2 separate regions of the Mus musculus genome follow, and region 1 is linked to region 2. A link is a loop called in an ENCODE intact Hi-C map of the cell type or tissue named here. Cell type or tissue: left cerebral cortex. All regions are shown on one strand. Each heading gives the region's core, and the rest is flanking DNA. Links, peaks and the distances in the headings are about the cores only.

What was found. A loop is a pair of places that touch in the nucleus more often than their neighbours do. Peaks named below come from ENCODE experiments on the same cell type or tissue, not always from the same donor. Only the 100,000 strongest peaks of a DNase experiment are listed, where the experiment ranks them.
Region 1: a loop joins it to region 2, with 3 times the contacts of the local background. A loop is called at or near these places in 4 of 42 quality-filtered maps.

The regions. Positions count from the first base shown.
Region 1 is chr12:46,817,292-46,820,196 of GRCm38, forward strand. It overlaps Nova1 (NOVA alternative splicing regulator 1), which reads right to left and starts at 1,476. Exons shown (of 5, transcript NM_021361.2): 1 at 1,325-1,476. The coding sequence starts at 1,460. In left cerebral cortex, for the core only: a CTCF peak has its summit at 1,420; DNase peaks (open chromatin) are centred at 1,061, 1,441, 1,736 and 2,260; H3K4me3 peaks cover 2,342 bases; H3K27ac peaks cover 2,047 bases.
Region 2 is chr12:46,633,631-46,636,535 of GRCm38, forward strand. No RefSeq gene overlaps it. Among named protein-coding and RNA genes, the nearest start is that of Nova1, 180 kb to the right of the region's middle. In left cerebral cortex, for the core only: a CTCF peak has its summit at 1,557 (motif pointing right); DNase peaks (open chromatin) are centred at 1,541 and 1,969.

The DNA of each region.
Region 1 (2,905 bases), core at 315-2,814, 180 kb after region 2:
CAAACATGAAAGTCTTCCAATTCTGTGGTTACCATGGCAAAATGAAAGAAACTGACCCTTTAACAAAACTTCAGAGATTTAGAACATGACAAACCTTCACTTAACATACTGAAGATGAAAAAAAATCCAACACTGTAAGTAGTGATCCGCTAAATTTGTCTGTCATAGCAAACATAAAAGACTGCAATTAATCACTGGCTATATCCGACTTTAAGTATACAAAACAACCATCTTCCTGCAAAATAGTCCACCCAAACTGTAGGGAGTATTCCAAGCCGTGAGAAACTGCCAAGGGGAAAAAAAGCGTCAATGTGGTGGACTGAGAATCTAAGTAATCCCGATGTATTTCCGCGGCACTTCTAAGTCTACTATGATCTCGGCTAAGCTCATTAATTAAAAGACCTTAAGAAGAATCTTGCCAATACTAAAAAGCTTACGAGTTATTTATTCTAAATACACTCCAAAGTCACCAAATAGATAACGCTCCATCTCCAAAAGAACCATAAAACGGAGACGGGGGCGGGGGGAGGTTCGATGAGCCGTGAAAAAAAAAAAAGAAAAATGAAATGTTTCAGAAAATAAAGCCAACTCCATAAACTTTAGTTTCCGTCAACCTGATCACGTCTTAAATAGGAAACTTCGCGGTAAATCCAGCTCTTTACTGGGAACGAGTATTCCGAATTTTTTGCGATGTGCCACTCACAAGACCCCCATCCATTTCTAATGTATATGCTGGAGATAAATTCACCTCTGCTTCGATGCATTGGATGCATTGTTAAGATGACTCCAGTGCAAATGAAGAAGCGATAGCGGTCCCGTTATAACTCATCTTCCGAGGAAGCGCAGGATGTTAACTAACAAGTCACCGTACCAGACACCCCCCTCGTATGCATACCCTTGAAGACAAATCAATGCGATATTTGTACCGACCATGTAAGTGCGCTCAGGGCATGCACTCATCAAGATTTTGCATACTACTTGTGGCCCAGAGCAAGGGGATGAACAGAGGCAAAAGTCTCCGGTGCCCCCAGCATCTGCAAGCCGCTACCCAAGTGCCATTTATTTATTTATTTGATCAGACTGTTAAATGCAGCGCGCATCTTCAGGCGGCCATCACCTCTCGCGGGGGGCGGCCCTGGGAGCGGACCCTGTCGCCGGGGCCAGCACCGGCTGGGGCGAGCGGGTCGGCTCAGAACCCCGGGTCGCCATCTTGATGAGACGGGGCCGGGGCAGGTGCAGGGGAGGGGGCGCGGGACGGCCGGCGGCAGCGGCCACGGCGCGGGAGGGCGGCGGGGACGGGGCGGGAGGCGGAAGCGATACCCACCGCCCGTGTTGGTCCTCTTGGTGCTGCCGGCTTCAGGGGGCGCTTCAAGCGGCCTTTTCCGCGAGTCCGGCGGGTCCAGATCTATGGGAACCCCCGTATGGGTCCCGTTCTGCTGAATGGGAGCTGCCGCCATCATGCTTGCAGTTCCTGCCGCTGCACCGGGAGAAGCGGCTCCCTTTTGTTTTGGCTTTTTTTTTTTTTTTTCTCGTTTGGGGTTGCTAAGGTTTTTTTTTTTTTTTTCTTTTTTTTTTTTTTTTTTTCTTTAATCGGATCAATAGCAGTCTGAGGCGGCGAGCAGTGTGGCTGATGTGCTCACTGGGGAGGGGGCAGGGCGCGGAGCAGCTGCAGTGCAGTGTCGGCTAGGAGCGGGAATGGAGGGGGTGTGGGAGCCGGAGGGTGAAGAAGGAGAAGAAAGCGGCGGGCAGAGCGGGAGTGAATGAGCGGAGGAGGCGCGGGCGGCCGGGAGGAGGGCGAGTGAATGAGCGGGAGGAGGAGCGGCCGCGGGCGGCCGGAGCGGCGGACCCGGCTAACGCGGCGCTCGCTCCCGCTGCTGCCGCCGCCGCCGCTGCCTGGGCGCGTGTGCCGCCTGCGCTGCTCCGCGCCGCTGCCGCCCGCCCGCGCTCATCGTGTCTCCCGCGCGTGGGGGGCGGCGGGCGGGGGCCGCGAGGGGCCGCGACTCCCACACGCGCCGCGCGGGGCCGGCCTCCGCGCCGGAGTCTCCGCCTGCGGGGCGGCGGGCGCGCGCGGGCTTGGCGGGGGCGCGCGGGCTTGGCGGGGGCGCGGAGCGGGCCGGGGCGCTCCCGCGGGGAGGCGGGGTGAAAGGTCGCGGGGCCCAGGCAACGCCGCTCAGGCAAACGTCAGCGGCTTGCCGCGGAAACCCAGGGGTCCACAAAACGCGCTAGGCGGGGAGGCGGAGCCGTGCGGGGAGTGACGGCAGCAGCAGCCAATGACAGCCGAGCGAGGGAGCCGGGCGGGATCCTGGTCCAGCTGGGACTTGGTGGTGACAGTTTGGGCTAGTCCGGGAAGGGCGTCTGAGTGACCGCGGGGAGGGGTGGACGGCTCAGGCAGGAGACCAGAAACCCAGCTGGGACCCGGAGAGTTCGGCAAAAGGCATTCATTAGCATCTCTGGGAGGCGGTTTTCTAAAGGAGATGTCATCAGAGGATTTCTTTCTCGCACCGTGTGACACTGTCGGGGACTTACTGTGTCTTGGCGCCTTATGTGCTTTCGGGAGCAAGCCAGGATATAAATAAATAAAGCGATATGTGGTCTCCACAGGGACCCGGGAGGCAAACTGAAGAGGCAACAGCTGAGGGTGTACGCAGCTTCACACACTGCACGAAACACAGATGAAGGCATCTGGGCACCCACGACTTACATAGCTTCGGGCGGTTTCAGGATCCTGATCCTCAGCCCTTCCACACTGGAGGGGGCGGGAGGGGGATGCGGGAAGTGTGGCTAAGCTAGCATTATAAAAGACCCTAGAGGTTATCTAGTCCAGTCCTTCTGTAGATAAGGAAAGTGACTCAGGGTATTTTGTTCAAGGTCATGCATCAAGTTAGTATTTTAAGTCCTGATGCTA
Region 2 (2,905 bases), core at 235-2,734:
GTGACAGAGACGGAGTTAGTGTCCAGCTGGGAACAGTCAGAAGTTGGCACATAGCCCCTCTGCTTTCCCAGCGGTACTCTGTTTGCTTAGACTCAGATGGCTAGGTTGTCATCAGTAGGTATTTAATAGAAAAGCTTTACAGAAGGAGAAAGCAATCACAAGTCAGAATGAGAACCTTGGTGATATCTCTGCCCAGAGGGCCAGGGTGCCTCTAATTTTGAAACACAACCAAAAACAACAAAAAGGTGTTTTTATTCCAATAGTGTTCCTGAGAATCGGGCCCTTCCTGTCACGCAAGGTCACATTGGAAGCCTCAGAATCTCTCAGGTGGCTGCAGAAGTAAGGGCAAGATATGTGTTTAAAAAAAAAAACAAAAGAAAGAAATATAACTCAAGGATGGATAGTTCTAACTGAGGGAAAGAGTTCTTGTAGCATAACAATAAACGGTGGAATCAGAAAAAAAGAAGAGGTTGACATCAGTGAATATATTTTGAAGGATAGTGGTCGCTAAGAGTTGGATGAAAAAACCTGGCCAAAAGGAACGTTGCCCAGGGTGGAGTAGGATCAGCTATTTGCAGGAGAATGCCCTGCAAAGAAGTAGAATAGATGTTTTGTTTTTGTTTTTGTTTTTTGTTTTTTTTGTTTTTTTCTGAAAATGCTCAATGCAGAGTGAAAGGGCCCTAAACAGGAAGAGACAACGTCAACCCTGTATAAAATCAGAATCCTGTCAAGTAGAAAGCAGCCAACTCCTACTTAAGCCTGGGCCACCAGGACCATCTCAGCTACTGTTTTTCCTGGTGTCCTGGAGAGAGAAGCAGGGGTTCCAACTCTTGCAGAAGGCTGCATTTGCACAGAGCCACACAAAGGGCCTGCTTACATCTCCACGAATGTGATCTGCTTTACAGACTTATTTTCTGGGCCCTGTTCGAGGAATTTTCCTTGTACAAAGTTCAGGGCTGTAGAACATGCACTTGTTTATTTATTATTTAATGAAATCATAAAAACATGCTCATGGGAGTGGCGGTGTGAAACTAAAGAAGGCTTAACAAGCAATTTATTTTCTCTACCTTTCCCTTCCCAATCAAAGGAGCTCACTCTCTAGGAGAATTGGTGGCAATAGGGTTTCTCAGGATGCAAATCCAGACAGGAACACTTGAAACAAGGAGAGCAGTAATTAGGAACGTGGGTTTCAACCACCTGGTGGATGAGAAGTGGCAGCCAGGAGCCTGTTCCTAAGCAAGTCTGTTGGCCTTCTCACCAGGAATTTCAGTCTCTTAGAAGACACAAAAAAGAACTAAGAGATTTGAGTAACATTCTAACCAGCCTGTAAAGTAGGCATCCTTGAGACTGTGATTCCCTGGTAAGACTGCATAAAGAGGGAGGGAGGCAGAAGTAAGGGGAAGGTCTGAGGACAGAAGATGAATTTTTATTTCTGCTCCATTCAACTCAAGTACCACAACTAGAAGACTTCCCCTCCCCCACTTGACAAATCCTCAGCTGAACTGAACTAGGACTGTATGGTAGGATATTGCAACCAGTGGATACTGAGGACCACTAGGTGGCATTTGTGATTTATTGCTTTCCAGGCAGAAGCTTAAAAAAAAAAAAAAAGAACCTCTGCTGCTTCTTTGCTTAGACTGAACAAGACATTTAACATTCCAACGCATTTCATTCAAGAACTGCACAGTGGATTCTCTTTATCATGCTGTAAGGGAGTGAGCACAAGTGACAGGCTTGGAAAGTTGGATTTCAGATCATCTGCATTCTTTCTAGAGTCCTCTCTGACCCCACACCAGGCGTGTACATAAGTAATTACTTGTCTACAATTAAGCTGTAAATAATGCAATCACTCCATTCTTGTCCCATCACTCCAGACCCAACCACAACAAATAATGCTAATCACATACTTATTCAAGTGTGTAATTATTCACAGTTCAACTTCTGTCGCTTTCACCCTGTTTGGAAACAGCAGAACACAACCTGTAATTAGCAAATGTGGCCCCAGGCACTTTTGCTTGGTAGCACGCCAGGGATTCAGCACCTAGGCGTGCCTTTGATCTGGAAGCTGGCAAGCCGCCTCACCCTGAGGCCAGAGAGCTATCAGCACTCTGCAAGTCATGGAGATCAATGAACATGTCAAAAGCATCTACCCCAAATCACATATTACTTGCTTTTCTCGCTGTGGTTTCTGTCTTTAGTATATATTTCATAGACTTTCCATTCTTTTTGAACCTTTTGACTTCAGTTTAAAAGGTTACCAAAAAGGTCTCCAAACCCTTGTGTTTTCAACTCAGGTTAAAAATGACAGTCCCCAAAGTCCTGCTTGAAGGAACTTGATCATTCTTAATTTCGCAGTTTTCTTGAAGACTGGCATAATGGGAGTGACCTTTGCTGCCTCACCTAATCTTCTAGGAAATAAGAAACAGAAGACGTTTGCTGCTACCGTGCAGGCTTCTCCCTGAACATTCAGATAAACCACGCAAGGTATGAGAGTCTCCTTGCAAGGACAAGCAGATGAGAGATGTTTCAGAGGAAATCTATCAGGTGGGACTATAGCAACAACACTGCTACACAGGTCCTTCTCAAACAGGAGCACCAACTCGAATCCAGCTATTTAAAAACAAAGCAAAGCAAAACAAACAAGCAAACACCAGGACTCGATGACCATCTTTCTTGCTTTCTTTTTTCTCATAGTGATCAACTGCTTGAGATTTGGTATAGTGCTTTGTATTCAAATACATTGAGCCCCAGGAAACAACAAAAAGGCATGATGCCATAGGACATACAGACATAACTGAGTTTATTGCTAAAATAAGACTTCATTTTCACTTTATATGTGTGTTTGCTCACATGTATTTATGTGTGCCAGGTGCATAGCTGTTGCGCAACGAGGTCAGAAGGGTAT